Linked DNA regions of Mus musculus: regions 1 and 3 are each linked to region 2. The links are chromatin loops, found by intact Hi-C in ENCODE. Cell type or tissue: heart. All regions are shown on one strand. Each heading gives the region's core, and the rest is flanking DNA. Links, peaks and the distances in the headings are about the cores only.

Region 1 (5,126 bases), core at 849-3,348, 140 kb before region 2:
CAGAAAACCTTGGGCACACTCTTACCTCCAAGGCTATCCCAAGGGAACTCTGAGAACACTATCAAAAGAGCCAAGGAGGGAAAGAAGAGCCAGAGCCAGTCACCTTTTGAGAACCCTGTCTGTGCTGACTTCTCCCATAAACTGAAGATAGAGCTATCAGGACCTACAGGGTTGTGGACAACTCTTAGCATGTGGTTCTCAGCAAAAGCACCCACACTTCAGATCCCAGCAGCGAGAAACACTGGTTTGCTTTTACAGCCACCCAGGGGCCGTTGGCTGAAGAATCCTCATCCAGGAAGTGGGCTCTCAGCACACCCAGACGATGCTGCCATTGCAGAGAGTTGGCATGTGTCTGCAGTTGGCTGGAAGTGTGATGTGACAACTTCATCCTTATGAGGTTGTAACTATCTGTTCATTTATTTATGTTTGACCCAGGGCTGTACTAAGTAGCCTTGGCTGTCCTGGAACCCACTGTATAGACCAGGCTGATCTCAAACTCACAGAGACCTTCCTGCCTCTACCTCTGCCTCTGTTTCCTGAATGCTGGAAAAGTATGTATTACCACACCCAGACCAAGAGGGTTTTTAGACAAAAAAATTCTCCAGTTCTCTGAGCTCCTTTGTCTTGGAGCAGTGGTCTAGACTAGACACACACCGTGCACTGGGGACTGGCCTGAGCCAGGCTGGAAAGTGAACAGAACGAAGGACTCATGCGTCCAGACTGTCATGACTGTTCTCATAACAAGGTTTCATTAATGGTTTCAACAAGAGCTTTTTCTCTTTCTTTTTTTGGCCTTGGTTTTTTTGTTGACTCTGAGTCCTAGGAAAGTGATGCACATAGAATGTTCTAACTGCAAACTCTGCACTGTCTGTCTGTCTGTCCTTTACTGCCTATGCTCAGCCTGGAGGACTCACTATGATGAGCCTCTAGACCCAAGGAAAGTCGGGGTGCTCCTCTGTAGCAGCAGTAGAGTGACTGCCCACCCTGGTATGCTGAGTACTTACAGCAGCACTTAGTCCATCCTTGCCACCTGAAGGGTCCCAACCGACCGACACCACTTTTATCACCACATGGGACCATTCGCCCATATCACCTCAATTTAAAACAAACAGCTTACCCATCATTCAAAATATCTCCAAACTCTAGGGCAATAAAACTCCATTATATTCCATGTCCTTGATTTCACAAATGCACAAATCAAAACTATATATATATATATATATACATATATATATATATGAAGGCACAGATATATTATATTGTATATAATAAATTGTATCCATCCACATTCCAAAATAGAAAATTTGTGATCATTTCTTTGTGGTTTTGACATGAGGTTATCTTGAATTTCCTGCAAAGACAATCTTTACACCAGAATATGAACTGATGAAAGGAGTTCGACAGCCAGCTTCATGACTGTGGACATGTTTCATGTTGATTCCTGTCTGTGCATGAAAGCAATGCAGTGGAGAACTTACTTGGGATTTCCTTAGATTTTTATTTTGCTTCCATGTATTTCTTAGTTCACATACTAGACTCATAAGTACTTTAAAGTATAGACTCGCTTACTTCCTCATATTTCCTGTCCCCAGGATCACTGGGACCCAGGGGGATCACTTGACTTTTCAGTGTTATAATGAGGATGTGTTTGTTGAGTGCCCACAAGAGAAGGAATGGACACCGCATACGGACTCCAGTGTAAACTGTACCATGTCTGTCTATCTAAAATTTCTGATGGGGTTTCTCATCCAGTCCCATCCTTCAATATTTACCTGTTTTTCCTTAAAGGTTTGTTTGAAGCTAAAATGACAGCTCAGTGGCTATGAGCACATCCTGCTCTTGCAGGTGACCTGGATTCTATCTTTCCTCAGCACCACATTAGGCAACGCATAACCACATGTAACACCGTCTCTAGGGGATCTGATATCTCTGGCCTGAGCAGCTGCCTACAGGCATGCACACATGTGCAAACCTACACACATGTACATATAATTTTAAAATAATAAATACAGTGATTTTTTTTAACCTCTAGTTTTTATTTTATTTGTATGATTGTCTACATGTGCATGAATTATGTACTTGCAGTACTTGTGTAATCCAGAAGAGGGCACCAAATCCCCTGGAACTGTACAGATATTTGTGAGCCACCAAGTAGTTGATGGGAATTGAACTCAGGTCCTCTGACGGAGGAGTCAGTGCTATTACACACAGCCATTTCTCCAGGCCCAGATACATTTCTTTTCTAAGGTCCATTTCCTTTGAACTTTTCATTAAGACTGAGGGAGAAATGGAAGTTCACACTCCTCAGTGCCCCATGATTCTGGTCACTCTAATCAGAGAAAGATACTATAATCAAACGGACTGAATCTCTGTTATATAATATATAACTGTATATAATAATATTAACTAAATTGCTAAATATAGTAATTATTCATATTTTCATAAGATGAACTCACACATTACCATTCATATGTATTTAGCATCTCCTGGCCAACATTTAAATCATATACCCTGCAAACCTAGAGCATGGAACACCTGATGCACAAGGAGTGAATATCAATTAATTATTGCACTTCCGTCTCAATGCAAAGATATATTGATAAACAACATTATAAGATGCAAATGTGGATTTGTGTCTCCAGTATGCAATTCAAATATTTGTGGGATGCTTTCCATTACCCTTTAAAATATTTTTTAAATTACGTGAATATGTGTGTGGACTTGTGCATATGAGTATGGGTGCCTATTATGTCCAGAGGCCACAGATACTTTGGGGCTGGAGTTCCAGGCAATCAGAGATGCCTGATGTAGGTACTGAGAACTGACCCCAGGTCCTCTGCAAAGAGCAGCAAGTGCTCTTAGCCAAGTATCTCTCCAGCACCCTTTCCATTACTCTCGAATGCCAATATATGTGGTGGTGGGGTACTACTGGAACCCACAGCAGAAGTCAGTCACTAGAAACACCAGTGCCCATCACTTGTGCCCATTCTGCCAGATCCTCGTTACCAGACAGGCTTTGAGAAGGCCCAAGATACCCTGCCCAAACTCGAGAGTGACTAGGAACATGTTTACAGAAACAAGAAAGAAACCACAGATCTGCTGTTCCACTATAGACAACATGCTAAGGGAAGGCTCTGCTCTGCTGGGGGATCTGAGACTCTCTGGGCCATGCGAAGCCTTGTGTTTTCCAGGTACAATAGTGACAGGTGAGCAGATATTTTGGGTTCTATAGGCCAAGGCTTCAAAAATGATGGGAAGAGGAACAGTAGCATCATTTTTGAAGCCTGGGCCTAAGGTTTCTCCCTGGCCTTCTGCTCTGCTCTATAGATGCAGAGTCAAGAAGGGTGCTTGATGCTCTTCCAGGGGTGGCTCAGGTATGGCTGCAGCTCAGACCCAGACACCTTTTCTGCCTGAGAGGCCCCTAGGAAGAGGAATGGGGTGGCCATACTCCCCACACCCTGCACTCCTCTGAATGCCTAAGCTTCCTGATTTCCCTCCATCAGGAGGTGGTAGCTGCTTCCTCAGGCACCATTTCCATGCAAGGGCCAGGTTTCTGCATCTGGGAGATGATCCCAGGGAGCATAGCAGAGGAGTGAGGCTGGCCAGATGGTGGTACCCTCCAGCAGGCACCAGGAAAGCAACTTCAGGTCTCTCTGGGGCCCCTGGAGGAGCTGAACCGAGCAGGCTCCAGCAGTGACTCATCAGGGACAAGCGATCTGGGACAGTTGCATTGGATTCTGATGATACCCTCAAGAAGGTTTAACTTCTGACATGTCCAGAACAGGTCACAAGTCCATCAGTCAGTCTGTCTGTCTGCCAGTATGATGTGAGATGAAGAACTCACAGTCATAAGCCATTGTGTGCAGATGGCTAGCCCCTCAGTGAGTCTCACCACTGCTTCCTGGAGGCTAATGGACAGTCTGCCTCCATCCAAACATGCTTGTGCAGGATTTCTGCCTACTTCTAGGCAGCACATTAAGTGCCCAGGCAACCATGGTAAATGTCCCAGTTTTCTGGTACAAATCCCATGGGAAGGAAGAGCTATCTTGAACTGAGGTGTGATTTTGTTGTTGTTGTTTTGTTTTGTTTTGTTTTTTCTTTTTTTCTGGTGGGACTTGACTCCTTTAAGAAGTATGCTGGTTAATTTTAGCTATTAATTGACAGAATCTAGAACCACTTAAGAAGAAAGTCTCTCTCTCTCTCTCTCTCTCTCTCTCTCTCTCTCTCTCTCTTTCATTTTTAGACAAGGTCTCACTGTGTAGCCTTCGATGGCCTGGAACTTGCTATGTAGACCAGGCTGGCCTCAAACTCAGAGACATCCATCCAACCTACCCCTGCCTCCTGAGTGCAGGAACTAATGCCATATGCCACTGTACCCCAGCCCTGGAAGAGTTTCAGTTGAGGAGCTATCAGGTGACCTGTGGGCAAGCCTGTGGTGGCCTGTTTGATTTTTAATTGAGGTGGGAAGACCAGCTTGAATGTAGGTGGATCCACTTTATGGACTGGGTCCTGCTACTCCATGAGAGTAAAGAAAGCTAGCTGACTGACATCACACAGGCAAACAAGGGTCGCGTTTATTCTCTCTGCTCTTGACTGTGGATGTGGTGCTGAGGTTCCTGCCTTGATCTCCCTGAAGTCATGGACTACAATCTGGAACTGGAAGTCGCCTGCCTCTTCCATCCCTCACCTCTCATGGCTGTCCCTCCACCATGGATGACTTGTTAAAGGATGAGTTACATCCCGGGGAAGAGGAGCCTACGGGTGTGAGGAGTCATTCTTCTTGTTGCCCAAGAAGGCTTGGCTCTAGCCTTGGGAGGTGTGGAAGCCTTGTGTGGAGGGAGAACTTTTTGGAAAGGTGTGGCCTGGACCAGGAGACTCAGGTCTACTGGTTTACTCAGGTGGCAAAAGCCATCCACCACACCTCCACCCTGAATAGAGTGTCCACAGGTCTCAAGAGTATAGGTGAGGGATAGGTGACCCACAGCCACCAGTCGGGCTCCTCCTACCTCCCCTCCCACCCACAGTCTGGCTGTGTAAACTGCAGATCAGCTGTCCTCCATCTTCCCAGGGTAGGAGTTTGTCACTCTAGAATGGCTGCTGATGGAAGTCTTCCTCCCAGTGAGCAG
Region 2 (5,126 bases), core at 1,290-3,789:
TAACCTCTGTGGTTCTATGCATTGTGGCGTGGTTATCATTTGACTTAACAGCTAGCATCTACATATAAGTGAATACATACTATGCTGCCTTTCTGGGCCTGGGTTACCTCACTCTGGTGGATTTTTTTTTCTAGTTCTATCTACCTGTGAATTCCATGACATCATTTTTAAACAGCTGAATTGTGTAAATGTACCACCAAGTGAGGGAAGAAAAGTAAACACAAAGCCAGCTACAAACCCTCAGATCTACAGTTGTGTCCTGCCTGCAAGACACACTGTCTACTAGTGGCACAGAGCTCATGGGAGTAACCAACCATTGTCTGATTAGATTGAAGGCCTAGTCCATGAGATTAAACCTGAGACTAGATAGCCCAGGGACATAGGGAAAACCCAATCAGTACTATTCTGCTAAAAGAGCACACTCTTAACAACATTCTGCTATACTCATTGATCAATGCATCACTCAGCCATCATCAGAGAAGCTTCCTTCTGCAGTAGATAGGAACAAATACAGAGACCTACAAGAGAACTAAGTGGAGAGAGAGAGAGAGAAGAGAGAGAGAGACCTTGGAACATTCAGTCCTAAATGGGATGTCTCCATCAAATCCCTCCCACCAGAGTTCAGGGAATCCTGGGGAAGAGGAGGTAGAAAGATTGTAAGAGCCAGAAGGGATGGAAGACACCAAGAAACAAGGCCTTCTAAACACAGAACTGACACACAGATGAATTCACAGAGACTGACAGTGTGCACGGTTTAAGCCTACATGGGGGCCCAGCATTGAGAGGGGAAGTGAACACATGCCCCCATCGCTAAGCCAGAAACTCTCTCCAAGTAATTACCACTGGCAAAGGAAGAATTAATTTTATCCAACAGACTCTCACTGAGTATACAAACTACTCTTAGGGCTAGGTCCAATGCCCAGAAGTAGCCTACACACACACACACACACACACACACACACACACACACACACACATCAATGGCAGTTTTGGAGGTTCTTTGTCTCTTATTTCTTTGGTTGTGAGACTAGCCTTTAATGGCTAAGTCATCTCTCTAGCCCTTATCTCATAATTCTTTGAGCAGTCTTCATCTTCACTGTTGTATTCGTTCACTGTTGTATTCGTCATCCACGTTATCATCTCCCACTCCTTCTCCTTCTTCTCTTTCCCCTCCCTCTCTTCCCCCTCTTTCCTTACAGGTCTTTTGCACGTATATGCAAATGTATATGCAAATGTATATGCATGTTGGTTTCTAGTGCTATGTTTTATGGAACTTCTGTGTGTGTGAATGTGTACATCTTGGTACTTTTTTGTTTGCTCTTTTGGTAATTTGTTTGATTCAACCTACTCATGTTTGTTTGCTTTTATTTAATCTTATTTTTTATTACCTTGTAGGTGTCTATTTGTATTCTACTGAGAGAAAAGGGTATAGATTTGGGTGGGTAGGGAGTCAGAGAGAATATGGGAGGAGTTGGGGTAGGGGAACCATAATCAGAATATATTGTATGAAAAATATTTTAATTAAAAATATACTTAAGGAAAATAAACTATAGCTCACCTTACTTCTGATTCTGACAGATTTCCATTTGGTTCTTTTATGTATAGAATTTGTATAAAGATCAGAGTGTTCAACAAGGCCATAAGCCACAGTAGACTAAGGCAGCCCAGAGCCAGATTCTGGAAGCAAGTGCTGGGTCTCTGAACCAGTGGTGCTGACCTGTGTTCCCCAACTCCAGGACTAGCTAGACACTCTGTGTCTGCTGCTTCCTGGCTGGCAAGGTGCCCTTGACCACCTGTGGTAATTTCCAGACCTCAGCCCTCTCAGTCACAAGACGCCTTACTGTCTCTGAAAGCCAGCTTGAAGACATCATAATGACGGGCCTTCCCTAACCCTTCTCCAGCCCCTTGAAAAATGTTACGCGGCATTGGTCGGTTTGTCCCTCCAACAAACAAATAGGTCCCACCTGCCAACTTGCAGGCGCTCCTACATGGCCTCAATAGCCAGCAACTCATGTGCACCTGTTCCCAAGGATGGAACCCTCATCCCACAGGACTGTAGTCTTGCAATAAAAAGAGGTATTCACAATTCCCTATGGAGCAGGGACCTTCAGGAAGAGCCCATCCTTGAGCTAGAACTTCAGCTGCAGAGGTGCGGAAGGTGAGTGTCTTGTTAAGTCACCCGGACAAAATGCCAGATGAGCAGATGAGCTGTCATCTTGTGGTTGGTGGAGAAGACCTGGCCTTCCAGGAAGACCTTAGAACAGTTATTATTCTAAGCCAGTGTCTCACAAAAGGAGATCCCTGGCTAATAGCACCTACACGGTGAGATAAATGGACACTAGACACAACTGACCTCTCATTGCCCTTCCCCTCAGGCCTCTTCCCTCCCACTTCAGAGGATGCTCTGAGAAATGTTCACAGGAAGGTCAGGCCAACCTAGGCAAGACTCTACACTACCAGGAGTGGTCACTAGGTGGCACCAGCACCCCTGAGCGAGCCACAGGTTCTCTTCAAGGCTGGGTTCTAGTGAAGGGAGTAGGGGGGTGTGATTTTAAGCCTGGTAAATTTAAATAGACAAAAGTGTAAATTGCCTTTCCTTTATCTAGAGTTATTGTTCTGGTAGGACTTCTAGGCACTGGCTGTGAGTGTTGGGCCCTAATTGTAACACATTCCAGCGGTAAATTGTGCAGTGTTCTAAATGTAAAATACACTCAGAGTTTGTATCAAGAGTGATACAAGAAGAACAGACTCTTATCTATCTCGATGTTGACCACATTGGGTTGTGATTTTTCTGGTCTAGTCACCTTGCTCTTCCCATGGAGGATCCTTCAGCTCGTTGGCATCTGCTCCTGACATGCCAATGTGCAGGTGCCCTCAGCAGAGTGGATAGTGTCTGCCTGGGGGTGGTGGTATCTCCAAGGTAGTGTTCCATTTCCACGAGGACCTCTTAGAGTGACCCCTGACCTGCAGACTCACTGGTGATGGCATCCTATGATTGCTCATCTGACCATTTCACTGCCTGGTAAATAAATCCCACACAGATCAGTGCTAAGAACACGTCCTGATCTTCCAGAAGGCAGAGTTCAGGTCCCAGGGTTCAAAACCTCCTGTAACTCAAACCCAAGGGCATCTGACAGCCATCTATACACATGTGGCACACACTCCATGCCAACACGCTGCTTCACTCATCCCTTGCCTCGGTGTCACTACAACAGTGCCCTGCTGTGCTGCTCCTTGTCCCTTGGAGAACATCCTCTTGGCAGGCTAGCAGCAGGCTGTGTCTGACCTAACATCCTTGCGACCATCTGGCTGGTCACATGCTGGCTTCCAGCAACCAAAAGCCTAAAAATGTCGCCAGACACTATTGAGGTTTACAGTGCTTTTCTGTAAACCCACCTGTCTGATATTCCTGCTGATATATTGGGAAAGTGTCTGGTCATGACTTTCTTCCTTCTGGAACTATAAATCTTCTACTGGAACATGGTATTTGGGGCAATCTGTGTTCCAGGGGGGGCACGGTCATCTATATTTTGCTCCAGAACAAACAAACAAGGGCTGCACTTTGCATCAACACCTTTAATATAAGAGCTGTATTAATTTCCAGAGAAGAAAGTGAAAACAGATGCTTCGATGATGTATGTCCATAAAAAAAAAAAAGAAAGGCTTTGAAAACTGCATGAGACGAAAGGAAGGAGGGAAAGAAGGAAGGAAGGAAGGAAGGAGGGAGGGAGGGAGGGAGGGAGGGAGGGAGGGAGGGAGGGAGGAAAACTTGACAGTGTAGAAGTGAACTCAAAGTTACCAGGTGGAGGCTGAGGAACCAAGTGTGTACCCCTCCCCCATCATTCTCTCCGGACCTAAAGCTCACTGTTACCTTCGGAATCGATGCAGTTTCCTTTACTATTAAGGATTGAGAGAAACCAACACAGCAGCATCAGGACCAGCATGGCAGCTGAGACGGGGCACTACATTTCTTAGGGAGATCCAAACAAACATCTCTTCCCCTCAGACAAGGCCCCTCTAATGCACTAACGGAGTCCACGCAGAGATAACTTGGTGGAGCAATGAGCTCGCTGCCCTTACCTAAAGGAGCCTGAGTTCAGTGACACACTTCCTCCAGCAAGGCCACAGCATCTAAACCTCCTCCAAACACCAACAACTGGGCACCAAACATTCAAACCACCACAAGGATAACCTGCTTTCTTCCTGGAAAAACAAATAGGACCAACCCTGAAACAGCTGTTGAAAGGCACCTGTTTCTCTCCTTCTGAGCCACTGTGTACAGTCCCAGAGGACATCAGTCTCACTGGATTCTGGAAGTGTTGTCTGTGAATTGCCGAGTTCACATATGGCAGCTCATCTGATCCACCGAGGCCCTGGGGCAAGGGAATAAAGCTGCCTCTGTTTCACTTCTCTGCCCTGTGGGCCTGGGGTGACAGGCAGGGGGTCGGAGTAGAGTGCGCGTCTTTTGCTGTGATAAAATACCCTGATCAAAAGAGGGAGAAGGGGGTTTGCTCACTGCTCGAATTTCCAGGTTATAGTCTATGAGGGAGGGAAAGTCAAGGGAGGAGGAACTTGAAGCAGCTGGTCACCTGTGGTTAGTAGCAGAGGGCATGACTGCACACATGCTGCTGCTCTCTTGTAGGAGAGCCTTTCCTCTTTACACAGTCCAAGGCCCAAACCCAGGGAATGGTACTTCCAAGTTTAGGCTAGGTCCTAGGTCCTCCCACATTGGTTAAGGAAACCCAGATAATCTCCTACTGACAAGCTCATGGGCCAATCTGATGTAGCTGGCCTCTCTGATTAATGGGGGAACTCTTTGTTAGTCCTCCAATCTGGATGTCTTCTAGAAACCTCCAACTAGCCTACATTGAGGTCAGTGCCTTGCTGAAATGGCCAGACACACTCGGTGGAGACACCGAAAACTTGGGCATGTGTGGGAGCACGTACTCAGGCTCACCTCCATTGTCCCACCAAGTAAACAGTAACTCGGTGTTGAGATATCGTCAATATTTACCTCTCGAGTTGATATAACCTGGTGTTTACGTCTGTGGTCCACTGAATGGCTTTCTCACTAGCTATCATTACCCACATAGCCCCAGCATGGAGGTCAGCGAAAAGCAGCAGGT
Region 3 (5,126 bases), core at 849-3,348, 76 kb after region 2:
AGGGGAGAAGGCTGGCATGTGTGTGTCCAGGTGCATTTGTGCACATGCAAGTGGAGGTCAGGGGTAGATCTCAGCAGTCTTCCTCAATTGCTCTCCACCTCTTTTTGAAACAAGGTCTCTCTCCGAACTCAGAGCTCAGTTTTAGGTGTATGATCCAGCTACCATGCTCCAAGGGTCCTGTCTGCCTCCCTAGTACTGGGACAGACATGTACTGCTACATATGTGGCTCCTTGTGGGTTCTGAGGGATCAAACTCCGTTTCTTATTCTTAATCAGCAAACACGTTACTGACCAAGTCATTACCTCACCCCAGATATGATTCTATTTTCTGAACAGTCTACAGTGAGCAAGGGGTGAGACTACATTAAAATAGCCAATCTACTTCCTTATCTAGTCCGTTTTAAGAATTAAGTCACAAATGATCATTGGTATTATCCCAGGAAGAATGGCAGAGATATAGATAAAAAGCAATGGGTGGCTCCCAGGTAAGTTCTCAGTAGATGGAAGCACCTGCAATCAGCAAAGCTGTAATGATTAACATGAAGTGGTACAGTGAAGGGCCAAGGAGCTCCACCTCAAAAGCATCTCCCTAGCAACCCCACTCATCCTCAGGGCCAGAGAAGGGACCCCTGATCTTCCATTTCCAGTATGCATTAAAAACAAACAAAACAAACAAACAAAAACAAAAACCTAGCAGGCCTTGGGTATCATTTTTGATAGGCAGGCAGCCTCTCCAAGAGCCTCAGTTTGAACTCTTCTCTACCGTCACCCTACATTCACTGAAAGTGAGGTAAACTGCTCATGAGCCCATAGCAGCCCCCGTGGGACCCCCAGAGAACCAGGCCACAGGGTGTATCCTTCATGGTCCACAGGGCACCTTGGTCTGCATACCACAACAGCCACCAGGGTTTAAGCCCACAGCTTGCTTTGTCCCGGTGCAGATGAGCTGGTCAAGCAGCAGCAGAGGTTAGACTGCATTAATACTGGCTTGGGTAAGCAGAAGAAACAACCAAGTTGGTAACAGAGCAATTGTCTGAAGATATCAACCCCTGCCCCCAGGCAAGCATCACAAAAGCACACAAAGTATTATTAGAACCTCTTAGCCTACTTGGTAAGAATTATAACAAGAGGAAAAAAATCCGGGGGAGAGTCTGTAAAGACAAGCAAAATGGCTTGAGAAAAAGGGACTGAATTACATCTCAGTGCTCACAAGACAGATGCTTGGTGCTGGGGCGTGGGTGCAGGGTCTGGGACTGTCCCATCAAGCCAGCTTCCTGCAAGTGACTGGCATGTCTGTTCCTTAGGGCCAAGTTTCCTATGAGCGATGTGTCTGTTCCTTGGGGGCAAAATTGTGTGTATTTACACAGGTGTCGCTTTCTCAACATCTGTTTAGAGTACTTGCAGCTGATGATGGGTGGTAGAGGCAGCACCTGCTACATCCCACAGCAGAGACTCACTGCCTTTAACAATTTCCTATCAGCTGAAGCTGGGCAGGCCCTCCTGCTTTCTTGCTGTCAAAAAGGCTCCCATGTTGCTGTAATACACCATACAGTACTGATGTCCCCAACCCCCGTGTGTGTATGCCCATGAAACCTCACATGCATGGACTGGCCAGAGTGTGGAAAATGGCGAAGACCCAAGTTGCAACATTCCTTGAAGTCAAAACTGCTTCAAGCTCTTCCAAACAACGCATAGAGCCGCCTAAGAGAGGAGTGGACAGGCTGTGAGGGAAAGACAGCCAGGTCTCCACACCCGTGTCACGCTGGGAAAATGACAGCCCCCATGATCTCTGAGAAACAGCCTGCTTAGGAGGGTGACTTTGTTTTACACTTTTGGCACAAAGCCACATTCCTTACCTAAGGTCTCACACACACACAGTGCCTTTTCAGGCCTGCTCACCACCCTGTGGTTTTAGCCGGTGGCGTCTTGGCTAGGGGAGCCCTGGTCTGAGCTGTGAACCTGCAGAGCACTTGCCATTAGCAGCCAGCCCAAGCGATCCCAGGTCTTTTAAGCACTCAGGAGGGTTTGCGCTCCGGGTCCTTTCCTTCGGACCTGCGTGGACCTCATTATCTCAGAAACCGAGGTCCGGCAGCGCAATAGGGCAGCATCGGACCATCTGACTCGCTGGCCGCCCGCTCCGGTGCCCGCCCCGGCGCCTGCCCGAATAGCGCGCGCTCGAGCGCGTGCCGGGCACCAGCCCCACCCCCCCGGTGGCGTGTGCATACGTCATATGGGCCGCCCTCCTCCCATTGGCTCCGGCGGCCTCACCAGACCCCGAGCGGACAGGCGCGCGGACAGGGCGGGGCCGCTTGAAGACACGCCCCCCAGCAGGGCGCGCGGGCGGCGGATAGGCTGGGTGAGGTCACGTGGCTCCGGTGGCAGCCTGCCTTATAAGCGGAAACCGCGCGGGGCCGCGGCCGCTCCTGGGCCGTCCGGGCGCGGTACGTGTAGTGTCGTGGCGTGTACCTTCCATGCTGTGCCTGGACGCCGATGCCCAGGCTGCACGACCACGTCTGGAACTATCCAAGCGCGGGCGCTGCGAGGCCGTACAGCCTCCCGCGAGGCATGATTGCGGCGGCCGCTTGTCCGCAGGGCCCCGGAGTCCCCGAACCCGAGCACGCGCCCCGGGGCCAGCGAGCGGGAACCACAGGATGCAGCGCGCGGCCGGGCAGCTGGCACCACGACTTGGTGCAGCGGAGCCTAGTGCTCTTCTCATTTGGCGTGGTCCTGGCCCTGGTGCTCAACCTGCTGCAGATCCAGCGGAATGTCACGCTCTTCCCCGACGAGGTGATAGCCACCATCTTCTCCTCCGCCTGGTGGGTGCCCCCGTGCTGTGGCACGGCAGCGGGTGAGTGCCTTTCCTTGTTCTTGGGGTGGGGGAGGGGGATGAAGGGACACGTCAGCTGTTAAAGTCACCCTTGTTACAAGAAAAGGAGAACGGAGAGGGTAGGAAACCCCAGACGTTGGCGAGCGACAGGCGGAAGTTGGAGGGACTAGTGATGGAGATGAGGTCAGGAGATAATTGGCAGTTTAAGTGGAGGAGTCGCAGCTGTCTCGTTGAGCCAGAAGCCAGGATTGGCCGCCTGGAGAACTGGTGAGGGCAGCACCACGCAGCTATTGGCTGCCTGAGCAAACGTGCTACCTCGCTGGATAACTGAAAACAAACCATCACGTGCGCTCAAGAGGCAGTTGCCAGGGGACAGACTTCTCTGCCTTCTGCAGATTGTGGCTATCAGCCAAACCTTCTGGAACTCCGTGCCCAGTAGACTTGGGACAGGAGGAAAAAAGGAGCCTTTGGGCCTAAGCACACCTATGGTGTCACCTCTTAGGCCCAACGAAACTTGTAACAGTGCCACAGTCTTTTTTCTTTCCTTGATCATTTTGCTGCTTTTTGCCAAAAGTGTTGAGTAATTACAGTCCAACAGATCCTGCATAGTTTACAGTGTACAGCGTTGATAACCATTTGTCAAGTGTTTCTCCCCCCTCAGCCCTGCTTGTCCTTGTCCTGTCCTGTGTAGGTGGGCAGTATTTGCTCAGGTGCATCTTTCCTCCAATCTGCAGCCACAGGACAGCAGGAGCAGTGCCTGTCTGCTTTGAAGCCAGCTTTTATTGACTGCCTGCCTATGCTTTATATGCTGGGCTTGGGTGCTGTGCTGTAGCTGAGTCATGGGTTAAATGTAGGATGCAGGACACTTAACTGTTGATTTCCAAGGCTGCTTGCTCTCAGGCTCACCTGCAGCATTATGAGGGTCAGCCACATGACAGTTGTGTGCTTCTTGGTTGTTTTGGACTGGGGGTGGCCTCATTCATGCTAGGCAAATCATCTGCCACCAAACTACTATCCCCAGCATTTAAAAGTTCCTTGGGGAATAAGATGGAGATTTGAATTCTCTTTTCCTTACATATGAAACCTAAGGCTCTTTGAATTTGAAAGTTTATCTTCAACATGAAGCATCATGTTTGTGATGAAAGTTTAAGGGAACCCAGTAAACCAGTTTCTCATCTGAATATGAGGCTGGACTGGTACTGCTTTCACCACTGAGGCTGAGTGCCTGTGTTCACACTGGACAAGGTGGGACGGCAGCCTGACTGAGGTCTTGTGCCCTGTGTCCATGAGACTGCTCCCACTTGTACTGCAGACAGTCCCTCCCTTCCTGGGTTTTACTCTCTTTGTGTCTTCTGGAGTGCCCAACTTCTGCTGTCCAAATGTTTTGGAGTCCAATCTGTGTTTGTGACAGTTCCTAACTCTGAGAACCACAGAACCTTCTTTGCCCTCCACTTTACTTACATAATCCTCATTTCACACATGCGAAAACAAACTCGAGGAGACCTGTCCAGCCTCTCTCCCTTCTTGAGACCCTACCCTCCTCACAGTGTGAGACTTGTCTTCACTGGGGCCAGGTCAAGGCTGAGAAAAAGAGAGCAGTGTGGGGTGGCCTTCCCACAGCCTTTTCTTACAGGTGTATGTAAGGTAATACTTTGTGCTACAGGTGACAAACTGCCGAGGAAAATAAGTGGTTTGGATCCTACTAATAATGACCACACAAGGACTGATTTTCACCAGTGTATCCTAATCCTGTTTTGTTTTTCTTTAAACAGCTGTTGTCGGTTTACTGTATCCCTGTATTGACAGTCACCTGGGAGAACCACACAAGTTCAAGAGAGAATGGGCCAGCGTTATGCGCTGTATTGCCGTGTTCGTTGGCATCAACCACGCCAGTGCCGTATCCTCAGTTGGTGTCTGTGCAGAGGGTCATCTGGGTTGTGGCAGGGTATATTGACACTGCTCGTCCCCTCGTTCCTGAGCTTCAGAGTATGACTTGGCTTTCACGTGGCAGGAATTTTGGGGTTCCGTTCCTAGGACCTCTGTACTAAGAGTAGAAGCAGAGGTTTACTGTGGCTCAGTGGACTTTTGTCCTCTCTCTTGCCTTCTACCCCACTGATGTGCTCTGTGGTAGTGAGAGCCCTGTCCCTGTTCTCTGTCACAGGAGCCCAAGGCTGGTCAGGAGGTCCCTGCGGGCTTCTACTTTCCATAGCTGACATTTTGCCCTTCGTGTAGGCTGCTGTGGTTTTATGCATTTTCTATGAAAATGACCAATTTGATGGTAAACTCTTCAAATGCTAAGT

The links. Peaks named below come from ENCODE experiments on the same cell type or tissue, not always from the same donor. Only the 100,000 strongest peaks of a DNase experiment are listed, where the experiment ranks them.
Region 1: it touches region 2 in a loop (2.9-fold over the local background); 3 of 42 quality-filtered maps call a loop at or near these places.
Region 3: it touches region 2 in a loop (6-fold over the local background); 9 of 42 quality-filtered maps call a loop at or near these places.

Annotation. Positions count from the first base shown.
Region 1 is chr5:27,852,383-27,857,508 of GRCm38, forward strand. Htr5a (5-hydroxytryptamine (serotonin) receptor 5A) reads left to right here. Exons shown (of 2, transcript NM_008314.2): 2 at 1-2,704. Among named protein-coding and RNA genes, the nearest start is that of Htr5a, 13 kb to the left of the region's middle. In heart, for the core only: a CTCF peak has its summit at 2,087 (motif pointing right); no DNase peak of the experiment used is centred there.
Region 2 is chr5:27,992,913-27,998,038 of GRCm38, forward strand. No RefSeq gene overlaps it. Among named protein-coding and RNA genes, the nearest start is that of Gm17695, 43 kb to the left of the region's middle. In heart, for the core only: no CTCF peak of the experiment used is centred there; a DNase peak (open chromatin) is centred at 2,469; H3K27me3 peaks cover 466 bases.
Region 3 is chr5:28,068,949-28,074,074 of GRCm38, forward strand. Insig1 (insulin induced gene 1) reads left to right here and starts at 2,464. Exons shown (of 5, transcript NM_153526.5): 1 at 2,464-2,847; 2 at 4,599-4,723. The coding sequence starts at 2,490. The region is part of intron 1 of Gm35223 (a long non-coding RNA gene); the gene reads right to left. In heart, for the core only: no CTCF peak of the experiment used is centred there; DNase peaks (open chromatin) are centred at 2,313 and 3,063; H3K4me3 peaks cover 2,299 bases; H3K27ac peaks cover 2,500 bases.